2 separate regions of the Homo sapiens genome follow, and region 1 is linked to region 2. Evidence: chromatin contacts called from ENCODE Hi-C or POLR2A ChIA-PET data. All regions are on one chromosome and are shown on one strand. The core of a region is the stretch at or near the end of the contact, and the rest is flanking DNA. Distances in the headings are between cores, read along the strand shown.

What was found. A loop is a pair of places that touch in the nucleus more often than their neighbours do. ChIA-PET counts read pairs that join two places held with the same protein, here RNA polymerase II (POLR2A). Pooled maps may share reads with other maps.
Region 1: a loop to region 2 is called in a map of heart left ventricle, with 2.9 times the contacts of the local background. The contact joins two enhancer-like sites. A Hi-C loop is called at or near these places in 2 of 168 maps with a recorded cell type or tissue (OCI-LY7 and heart left ventricle), 8 of 37 single-sample maps with no recorded cell type and 4 of 50 pooled maps. POLR2A ChIA-PET finds 5 or more read pairs at or near these places in 4 of 52 experiments (OCI-LY7, WTC11, activated CD4-positive, alpha-beta memory T cell and 1 more).

What each region holds. Positions count from the first base shown.
Region 1 is chr5:81,846,371-81,851,774 of GRCh38, forward strand. No RefSeq gene overlaps it. Among named protein-coding and RNA genes, the nearest start is that of SSBP2, 98 kb to the left of the region's middle. Within about 2 kb of position 3,426, at least 4 of the 41 ENCODE cell types and tissues checked have a DNase peak (open chromatin) inside an H3K27ac peak, as active enhancers do.
Region 2 is chr5:81,627,795-81,633,677 of GRCh38, forward strand. The region is part of intron 3 of SSBP2 (single stranded DNA binding protein 2); the gene reads right to left. Among named protein-coding and RNA genes, the nearest start is that of SSBP2, 120 kb to the right of the region's middle. Within about 2 kb of position 3,442, at least 2 of the 41 ENCODE cell types and tissues checked have a DNase peak (open chromatin) inside an H3K27ac peak, as active enhancers do.

The DNA of each region.
Region 1 (5,404 bases), core at 2,176-4,675, 220 kb after region 2:
AATTACCCAGTCTGTGGTATTCTGTTATAGCAGCACAAAAGGAACTAAGACAATGAGCTATAAATTATTTTTCCCTTCTTTGCTCTCTTTATCTCTGAGAATGTGAGGACTTAGCATTGAACATTGCAATGATTTATGGACAATGTCAAAGGTCTCTGAAAAATAATAATTTGCCATTTTGCTGAGGCAAGCATCAGAATCCTAAACATTATTGTCTGAGAACAAATCACTTGATTAGTGAGTGGGCCCAGCCATCCACCTGGTATTCACATCACAAGCAAGATCTTACAGCTTTCTTTAATTGTCATGTCTGCAATAAATCCTGTGAAGAGATAATAACTTTGTTTCTTTGTGAAAAATGGCCCTGTAAAGAAAGTCAACTGTTAGTGCTTGTGTTGAAAAGTGATGGCATTTATTAATTTGCATGATTATATTTAGATAATTACATGATTAGATTAATATTTAGAGTACAATTAGGTGCACAATGTTGACGGCTGCTTGATATACTTAGAAATTTGGAGGGTCTCTGTGTACAGAGACATTTCTCTATAGCCTGGCACATGTCTTCTTGGAAAATGGATGGCAAGAAAACTTCCGGCTTTACCTGTTGGTTACGGAAAAAAAGAATATTTTATATTACTGTGATCTTTTGGGAGGCAGGCATCTTTAGTAAACCAAATGTTCTGTGTCACTGCTAGGGTCTGAAATTGCTGTTTGGCAACAAAAGCTCTCTCGGGTCAGGGAAGCAGTTGCTTTCCCCTAAATTTTTCTTTTAAAAAATCCTCTGCAGTTGACCTCATTGTTCACCATTCTGCAGATGAGAAAGGACTCAATTGTTTTCAGCTGAGAGTTCCACATAGCAATCACAATAATGCCAGAATCATACAAACCACTGAATTAAGGTGGCTCCCCAACCCGCTATCACCAGGCTGTTGACAGGCGAAGAGCTGAAGCCATCTTTGATATATATTTCCCATCCTCTCTTCCCTGGAATGTTATTAGGCACATTAGGTTCTAACTGGAGCACTAATCATTGAATCATTTATTATTCTGCACATGCCCCTTACTGGTAGTCAGTGAAACTCAGATGAGAATACCCCACCCAGGATTTGATTGTGATGACACATGGCAAGATGTCAAGCATCTCCAGAGGCCTTAGATGTTTGGCCTATTGCCATTTGAGAAATGGCCTCTGATTTTCATTTAGACTTCATGAGGATGTTGCAAAAAATTGTTCTTATAACTGGTGCTATCTGTAATTCTTAATGGTAGTCTTGGAAATGTGGTAGCATTGTACAGTTGGGCTTATAGTCTCTGAAGAATCTTTGCTGTCTCAGAAGAACTCAAGGAAACTGAATTTCCAGACCTGGCAAAGATCCATTTTTTAAAACTGCTTGTTTAGCCTTGTTGCCTTGAGTCAAATAAAGCAAGTTACTTTATGAAGCATGAACAATGGCAGAAACATATCATTAAAATGTTAATTTAATTTGACTTGTTGAGGTAAGAATTCAGACAGTTTGGTTTACCGAAAAGAGACTGGGATTAGTGGTACTGTTGTTGATCTGGAATGAATCTGGTCATGTGAATGAGAGTTCTAAGGCAAAGAGAATGGGTGTAGTTATGAAGACTTTCTACCTTTGCTGTAGGTTCAGGACTAAAGTATAAAATGTGCTTTCTTCAGTTGTTCATTTTGTACTTTTGACACACATTAAATCCACTTTTAAGAGGTAGGTAAATTTAATATGTATTTGGCTGATAAGTTTAAATTTGTGATCATATGTTTTTCATTTATTCCTCCCTTTTCCTCACTTCTCTGAACCAAAATGGGATGAAGGTCTCATTCTCAAATGCTGTGATCTTGTTTTGCAAATCACCAACGGGTCCATCGTATAAGTTAAAACTTTGCAGGCCCAGGTGTCACAAGAGTATTCTTTTCTATTTGCCAAGATAAAATCCCGACTTATGGCTTGGGACCATATTGTAAAATGTAAATAACATTTTAATGAGTACTATAGAGGAAGACTTTGCTGGGCCAGTTGCCCACCACTGAAGGGCTGGATTTAAGTGTACCTTGGGTTATAATGAAACTAGTTTGGTGGTCTTAGCCTCCCTAGTAGACATTTTCCCACATTAGAAAACCAGCACAGGATTTCATGCAATTCCGTACAAAGGACAATTGCAGTTCTGCTCAAAACCAGAACTGGAGTGTGGATGGGGTAACTAGAGGAGAAGCTAGAGGAGGAAGAACAACAGGGAGCCTTTCAATCCAAAGTTAAACTCCTGCCTAGATTTAGGAGGAAAAGGGAAGGGGAAAAATAATTGCATATGTATTTTTATTTCTGTCCACATTCTGTAATCTCAAATACCATCTGAAGATATCTTCTCCTTTCCATTTCCTGCACTGTCCATGTTCTTGACTCTGTGAGAATATGTATTTCAAAAACTTTGACTAAAAGCATTGTGTTAACCTCTCTATACTAGTAACTCCAGCTCCTGGAGCTGTAGGACTCAACACCCACATCTCAACTAGATTCCATAGAAATTGTATTCATGTGTTTCTTACCTCTCCTGATTCCAAATTCATCTTTTCTAACTAGCTGCATCTCACTTGTCCCTTAACCAAGGTGCCGTCCCAGTTCCCATAGGGGGCCCTTTGTAATGACAGGTACACACCTTCATCTCTTAGTTTTTGCACTAGTCTATATGGAAGTTAATGCCTAATCATATACATTTGATACTCTATTACTGTTCTAATTGACTGACTGAAAGTATAAGCCAACCTTTTAAAGCTAGAGGAAGAAAACCCCAAGCGTAAGATGCTACACTCCTGACCTCACTATACTTCAACGAAAGAGAATTATTCAGTCCTTTTTCTCTTTGGAAAAAGACTCTGGCTCTAAATCCCTTAATGATTCTACCTGATTTAAATCTGACTATAATCCTGCATGGTAAATTAAGATTCTGCACCTTTTCACCCTTGCTTTTGGAATAATGTGTCTAACCCAACACCTGCCTAAAGAGATCAGATCCTCTAAATGATCCAAAGCCATTCTGCTTGGGAATGGAAACCGTAGCATCAGCTCCAAGAGAAGCAAATGGTGCTAACTCCCTCTGACTCGGACAGTGCTTCCACTCATGGGGGCTTCATAAGTGGTTGCATTTAGAGACCCGCTCCCTGAAAAAAAGGATATCTGTTTCTTCCAATTGCATGTGGAGTTCCCTGAACAGTCATTACAGGTCTCTTCCAGCATCCCCTTCCCTTCAATGTCCCCCACCCCCATTCCCACTCCCAGTAAAATTAGACAAGCCTATATTCTACTTAGAGGAAGAAGGTATTGTCCCTGGGAGGTTCCCAGGTCCCCAGCCATTAGAAGAAATCTCCAGGTCTGTCTCAGCACAGTACTTCCCTGTAGCAGGATAATGTGCCCTTCCTGGAGCTGGGCCGACTTTGCCCTAAGGTTACATTTCTACACAAAGAAGCCTTTAAGGGTGCTGTTGCAGGCCTCCACACTGGAGGTTTATATCTGTCAATCTTAGAAAAAAAGGAGGCTGTAATAAAACTGCAGGAGCCAGCAGTGGGGGATTACAACTCCAGGATCAGAGGAGGTCTGCCTCACAGCCCCGCTAGATGCTGAGATTGGCCTCTCTGAGGATGGAGAACAATAAAGCGGAAGGAATTTAAGTCAATTGGCTGCTGGATTGCATTAGCAGGACTCAGAGAAGGGGCACTTGCTGAGGGTGGTGCCTGGATTCTTGGCCGCTGCCCTTGTGCCAACCAAGCTGGGAGATCCAGAGTCTGAGGGAATGAGAAAAGTTCACCCAAGTCCAACAAGTTGGGGAGGCCTGTGGCATGCAGACACCCAAATTGGAGACTGTGTGTGCTGCAGCCATTGCAGCTCCAAGTGTAATTTAGTTGATTTACAGTTAATATGAGCAAATATTAATTAAGGTTTCAGTGAGTGACCATGATAGGCAGAAAAACAGGAAATACATCAGAAGGTGTGCTGGAACACTTTGCAAAGAAAACAGGAGGAAAAGCAAAAGTAGTGGCCTCTGGGAGCTGGGCAAAGAGAGTATTGGGGGAGTCTGAAAGTGGACCTGCCTGGTGGAAGGCATGCAGGTGGGGGAGGTGGAGTAGAGAATAGAGAAGAGAATAGCTGAGACTAGAGAGGACATCACTGACACCTGCCCAGCAGCTCTGCAGCCTTGAATTTGGCAGTGTGGTCCTGATGCCTGCATGGAAGGCTTGTTGGACCCAGCTTGAGAGCTTCCTAAAATATCCTTGGGCCTGATGCAATATCACTTTGTGATGGCACTGCATTGCGATGTGGTGACAGGATAACCTGGTGGTGGAGAGGGAAGGCCTTTTATGTCTTCATATGATTTCATCTGAGAGAGGCCAAATGAGCCCGGCACTCCCAAAGGAGAATGGGTGGGTTGGAAGAGTGGTTAAGCTCTCTGATGTGGAAGGAATAGAGTTCCCGTCCACCCACCCCCACGACAGAGGGCTAGATGCCTGGGAGATGCTCAGTTAGGAGAGGGAAACTCTGGAGGACAATCCCAAGGGGCCTCTCAGCAGTTCACAGGGGCTCTAAAACGCTAAGGGGAGGAAGAGCAGTGTTAACATCAGCCTTCACCTGGAGAAGGCAGCACAAAGAACAGGGCAGCTTCCCCCTAGAATATGCCCTCTGAGTAAGGGAAAAGGAGTTGGATTGGGAAAGGAGAGACGACACAGGCCTAGTGTGGAGAAAGCCACCAGGAGCTCCAGCACTCTCCAAGGTTTGGCCTAGGTCATCTCCAAATAAAAACAGTTTGCCTAGCTCTAGGCAAGCCCTTGTTCTGCATAATGATTTGAATTTTGAAATGTGACTTAAACCTTGCAAAGGAATGCAACTCTTTTCTCCCTCCCCCAGGCCATTCTATCTTTCTTAGAGGGCCAGAGGTGGATCAGAGGGAGGAAGGTTTAAAATTTTAGCCCCTTTACCAAAACATGGAAAGTGTCAACCACTAAGTCTCCCGCCATCCCCGCCCCCAATGCTCAAAGTGTTCAAAACTAAAAGCTACAGCATCTTTTCAGCAAGTAATCAGCACAAGTTGAAAGGCACATGCTGTTGCATTTCTGATCAGATTGTATGTTAAGCAGGAAAATATACCCCCACCCCAACCCTTTTTGGCTAAATGCATGTCTGTTTAAAGAAGCCACCAGGCAGTGCCTCTCACTTTGTCTTGGCAGGGCACAACCATCAGACGAAGTGGGAGGAAGAAACATTAACTTCAACAGCTGTTTCTTGACCCCGGCTGTCAGTCTTCCCAAGAATAAATTTTGGAGAGTCCTATTTGAAACAAAGAGGGAGTTTTGGGGGAGAGAAAAGTTGGTTGGTTCCAGGGCGACCGCCCAAAGAAG
Region 2 (5,883 bases), core at 2,192-4,691:
TGCCTGTAATCCCAGCACTTTGGCAGGCAGAAGCAGAGGCGAGTGAGTCTCGATCCCAGGAGTTTGAGACCAGCCTGAGCAACAACAGCAAAACCTCATCGCTACAAAAAAATATGAAAAAGTAGCTGGGCATGGTGATATGCTCCTTTAGTCCCAGCTACTCAGGAGGCTTAGGTGGGAGGATCACTTAAGCCCGGGAGATGGAGGCTGCAGCGAGCTATGATTGTGCCACTGCACTCCAGCCTGGGTGACCCTGTCTCAAAAAAAGAAAAAAAAAAAAGGTGTACTTGTCTGCTCTCAAGCTGCTAATAAAGACATACCTGAGACTGGGTAATTTATAAAGGAATGAGGTTTAACTGACTCACAGTTCAGCATGGCTGGGGAGGCCTCAGGAAGCTTAGAATCCATGGCAGATTCACATGGCGACAGCATGGAGAAGAATGAAAGCTGAGCGAAGGGGGAAGCCCCTTACAAAACCACCAGATTGTGTGAGAACTTACTATTTCTAGAATAGCATGGGGGAATCGCCCTCATGATTCAATTACCTCTCACCAAGTCCCTCCCACCACACGTGGGGATTATGGGAACTACAATTCAAGATGAGATTTGAGTGGGGACACAGCCAAACTATATCAAGAGATATGAGAGTTATAAAAGGCATCATATCAAGAGCTATAGTTTCTGCAATTAAAACTTTAAATAGAAAGTTTTTAAAAGCCTATGTTTTAAAATTGCACAAGTAAAAAAACACATTAACATCAGAAGAAAGAAGCTTATTGGCATTTTTATTTCTGGAACTAATGTAAGAGTTGGGAATGTTTAACAAAAAGTACAAACAAGAAGCAAGTTTTCAGAGGGGATTTGATTCAGGTAAATGTATTATAAACTGGGATGCTGAGTATGGGGTAAATAAACTAAAAAGGAAAAGAAAAAGTGATTAGGGAAATCACATTAGAAACAAGGGAAAAAAGCTCCAGAAAGTCAATCACACAAATTTCTCTATCCTATATTAAAGACAGAAATTCCCCCTCTTCCATTCTGAGGCCTTTGCCTCTCATCTCGCTGGCACTTTGTTCTGCTTATTTTGCATATGTCATATGTATCTCTTTTTCATACATCTTCAAACACTCCCACTCTTCACCAACTTTTCCCCCGAGTCTACTAGTCTCTGCCTCTTTTCTCAACCCTCTTTAATCCATCTTTTTTTTTTGAGACAAGGTCTTGCTCTGTCACCCAGGCTGGAGTGCAGTGGTGCAATCTCAGCTCACTGCAGCCTCCACCTCCCAGGTTCAAGCGATTCACCCACCTCAGCCTCCCAAGTAGCTGGGATTAGAGGGGAACGCCACCACATCCAGCAAATTGTTGCATTCTTAGTAGATGGGGTTTCACCATGTTGCCCAGGCTGGTCTCAAACTCCTGACCTCAGGTGATCCACCCGCCTTGGCCTCCCAAAGTGCTGGAATTACAGGCGTGAGCCACCACACCTGGACCCTCTTTAATCGATCTTTATGTTGATGCCAACTGAGTGTCTAAAGGCACAAATCTGATCACATCAGGGACCTGGTTTAAAATCTTTGGGATATAGTCCCAAATCCTTAATGTAAGCAGGACTTCATAATCTGTCCCCTGCTTTTGTCTCTTTATATTTTATCACTTCCTAATACTGGACCTATAGATGAACTGGTCCATACCAAATTACCTGTCATTACTTGAGTGTATGATCATCCCTTTTGAGATTTCACATTATTCCTTGCTCCAATTACCCTTCTCTCACTCAACTTTCAGCTCAGCTCAGATTCACTTTCTCTATGATGCCTTTTCTAACTCTCCCAAGCTAAAGTGAGTATTGCTCCTGTGTTGCTATTATAACCAGTACATATTTCTTTTTTAAGTTTATTTCCAGCTTTATAGAGGTATGGTTGACAAATAAAAATTGTATATATTTAAGATGTACAATGTGAAGTTTTGATATACATATACTTTGGAAAATGATTACCAAAATCAAGCTAATTAACATATTCATCACCTCACATAGTACCTTTTGTGTGTCCGTGTGTGTGTCTGGTAAGAACATTTAAGATCTACTCTCTTAGCAAATATCAAGTCTATAATACATTATTATTAAACCAGTACATACTTCTGCTTTAATACTTTTAAATTGTTTATCTTTCCTGCTATTTATTCCCTTGAGGACAACAAGTTTTGCACTCTGTAAATATTTGGTGAAAAGGCTTAAACAACAGAACAATTCTAATTTAAAATATTCTATTAAAAAATGGAAATGAGAAGAAGTCATAAAATTAACAACTGGTCCATCCAGCAGGGACTCTTAGGTTGAGCAAATGAGCAAGCAGTAAGTTCCTGAAGAATGCATGTTATCCTAATCATGTAGACCTCAACAGCAGCAACAGCTTTCCTGGTCAACATAAAAAGGCAACAATTATTAGAGTCCTGAATCCCTAACCTAGGGCACAGATTATGAAGTCCAGGTTGAAAGAGTTAAGGATAAGAAGGTCAGGCATCTGCTGGATTTAAAGCCCATGGTAATGGCTAGCGAAACACAATAATCAGGGAAGCTTAAGATCTGGGCATTTTTCTGAAAGATGAGATCCATAGCTCTCATCAGTTCTCAGAGGACCCCATGACTTCAAAACTATTAAGAATCATTGATTTATATAGATGAAGGAGGCATCTCAAAGAGTATGTCAGTAGCTTTAGGGGAAAAAATATAAAACATTAAAAAACTGTACCTATATATTTAGCATGTACTAGATTTAAACTGAACAAATATAATCTAAAAATATTTATGTGCCCATTACTTACTTATTTGGTATCTACAGCTGAGTAAAAATTAAGTTATTTAAAATACCAACGCCATGGAAGAAGGGATCCCCTGAATCTAAGAGCCACAGAAAAAGGAAAAAAATGGCACATTTAAAAGCTGCACCGTCTGACAGCTAAGGTTAAAAAAAAAAAAAAAGCTACAGAAGCAAAAAGCCAAAGTATTGAGTAAGTTATTACCAAACATCTACAGTGTAGGAATAAGTTAAATTCATGAGAAAGCATGTAAAAGAGAAAGAGGTGTAAGAAACAAAATTAATGCTACAATAGAACACTCTTAAAATCGTCACTTTGTTAACCCACTGATCCAAGTCAGACTCCTAAAATGGTCTCTTATGCCATTTGTAGACTTCACTGGAAACACACAAAATGAAAAGGTGTCAACAGGTGAGGACACTCAATTACATTTGGAAAAAAAATTAAGTATTGACAGGCTAGATCTGGATATCATAAATACTATATAAAAAGAAAATTTGAATTTTATACTATTTACAAAATGCCAGTCTTAAACCCCAGGAAAACAGCATAATGATGGTGCTTAACTGTAGTGAACCGTTGGAACAACTCTGAACCAAAAGACCGCACCTGTTCCTGCCCTACATATGTGAGACAAACAGGGGAAACCCACAACCACAACTGACCAAGTGCGGTTCCACTCACCATAGGACTTCTAGTATGGCATGCTTTCAGGAGAAAGATTAAAAACATGATGGCATTAAATAACGTTCCAAGGAAACCACGTGCATGGCACTCAAAGAGAGCTTTTGTTTTTTCCTCTTAAAGATGCTAAGAGACGAGTGTAAACCGTACTGAGTAAGAAATTCTTTTAATAGAAGAAATGGAAAAAAAAAAAAAACACCCCACCTAGCTTGTCCATGTAAATACATGGACTACCAATTGCTGCTGCAGAAAAGTCACATTCCTGGGCATACTGGCATCACAATGCATTCATAAGCTACAATATTAACTAGGATTTAAACACTGCCTGGCAATATTTTGTGTGTGCGCCTACTCAGTTCTTTCTCTGGGTCTACTTAGAATTATTTCAAACTTTTCTTTAAAGACTATCCTTCACTCTCTTAAAAATTCATCATCATCATCACCACCACCACCACCCTCAGTACCCTCACATCCTATTTTGCAGAGGAAAAAGAAAAGCTATCAGAATAAGAACTAATTTTTTGAACCCTAGATCAATTTGACTCATCATCATTTTACAGATGGTAAAACTGAGACTGAAAACAACAAAACCTTGCTGAAATGATAAGTAGTGGAGCTGAGACACTGAATCCACATGTTTTCCTTTCTCCTTGCCTCACCCTGCAACTCCACACACACCATGATCATACTGTAGAAAATTGGGAAGATAGAGGGGAAACCTCTACTTATAAGTAATGGAAATATTTGCAGAAAGAAAATCTCATCTGTAATCCAACCATATTAAAACAAATTATTTTTTTTCTCTTAATACCCATTTATGCTACACTGTACATGCAACACTATGTCCTGCTTTGTTAAAATGTCTTACGCATTTCTTTTGTCATTATATAGTGTTCATCATTATTAAATGTGTAATAACAGCCCAAGAACAAATGTACTATAATTTTTACAACGCTTCCTTTTATTTGCACATTCCCTAAACTTTTCTTTCGTTTCTATTCTGTCTTCTATTCCAACCTCTCTTCCAGTCAAATGCAAAATACTCCATGGGAAATTCCTCATGCATTTAGACAGTTAGTGGCAGGCTTGAGGAAGATACGATATTAGGGGTAAGGACCTTAATCTAGGTTCCAAAAATTGTTAAATTCAGAAGGAAAGCCCTATGCATATATTCCAGATTGGCAGGAGGCAGGGACATATAAGGAACAGTATTTTATTAGGAATAGAAGAAATGAACTTCTTGACATCAAACCTACAAACATTCCTGCATCTCCTCTTGCCACAAGGGTAGAGATGGTCCTCTCCCCTCTCACTTCCCAGCATTTGTGCTTTGGACCTCCTTCTCTCAGGCCTTGTATGGGGTTTTAAACCATTAAAATCTCCTCTCTCCCTGTATCTTCAGACTCTGCCCCTCTACTGTCTCCTTCTCTTAAACACTAAACATGCTAATGTCTCTCCCATCTAAAATGAAAAACTTCTTTTTCTAACCTACACTATTCCTCCAGGTATCATTTCTCATCATAGATGAACCATTTTAAAGAGTTGACTATATACCATTTCCCACTTCCTACCTTCACAGTCACTTCTGAATCTGAAACATTCTTGTTTCCTAGCCCATTACTCAGCTTTATAAGTCATTGATGGCCTTTCCCTAAATCCTAAAAGGACATATGCATTCTGATTACTTTACCTTGCAGTCACAGTTGTCACTACTGACCTTTCTTCTTCCTTCAGAAAACCCTCACTTATTCTTGTTTTCTATTATGCTACACTCTCCTGATTTTCCTCCTACCTTTTTAGCTGAGCCTCTGTCTTTTTTTTTTTTTTTTTTTTTTTTTTTGAGAGAGTCTCACTCTGTCACCTAGGCTGGAGTGCAGTGGCATGATCTCAGCTCACTGTAACCTCCGTCTCCCAGGTTCAAGCTATTCATCTGCCTCAACCTCCTGAGTAGCTGGGATTACAGGTGCCTGCCACCAGTGCCTGGCTTATTTTGTATTTTTAGTAGCGACAGGGTTTCACCATGTTGGCCAGGCTGGTCTCGAACTCCTGATCTCAAGTGATCCACCCGCCTCAGCCTCCCAAAGTGCTGGGATTACAGGCATGAGCCACCATACCTGGCCACCTTCTTTCTCCTTTACAGCCTCTTCTTCCTCCTCATTCCTTGGATGTTAATATTGCAAGGTTTCTGTACAAGGCTCATTTCCCTCCCCACTCATGGGTAATACCATTCAACCATCTCTCTCTCTCTTTCTTTTTTTAGAGATGAGGTATCGCTATGTTTCTCAGGCTGGATTCAAACACCTGGGTTCAAGTGATCCTCCCACCTCAGCCTCCTGAGTAGCTGTTACTATAGACACGCACCACTGCACCCAGCTTCATTTC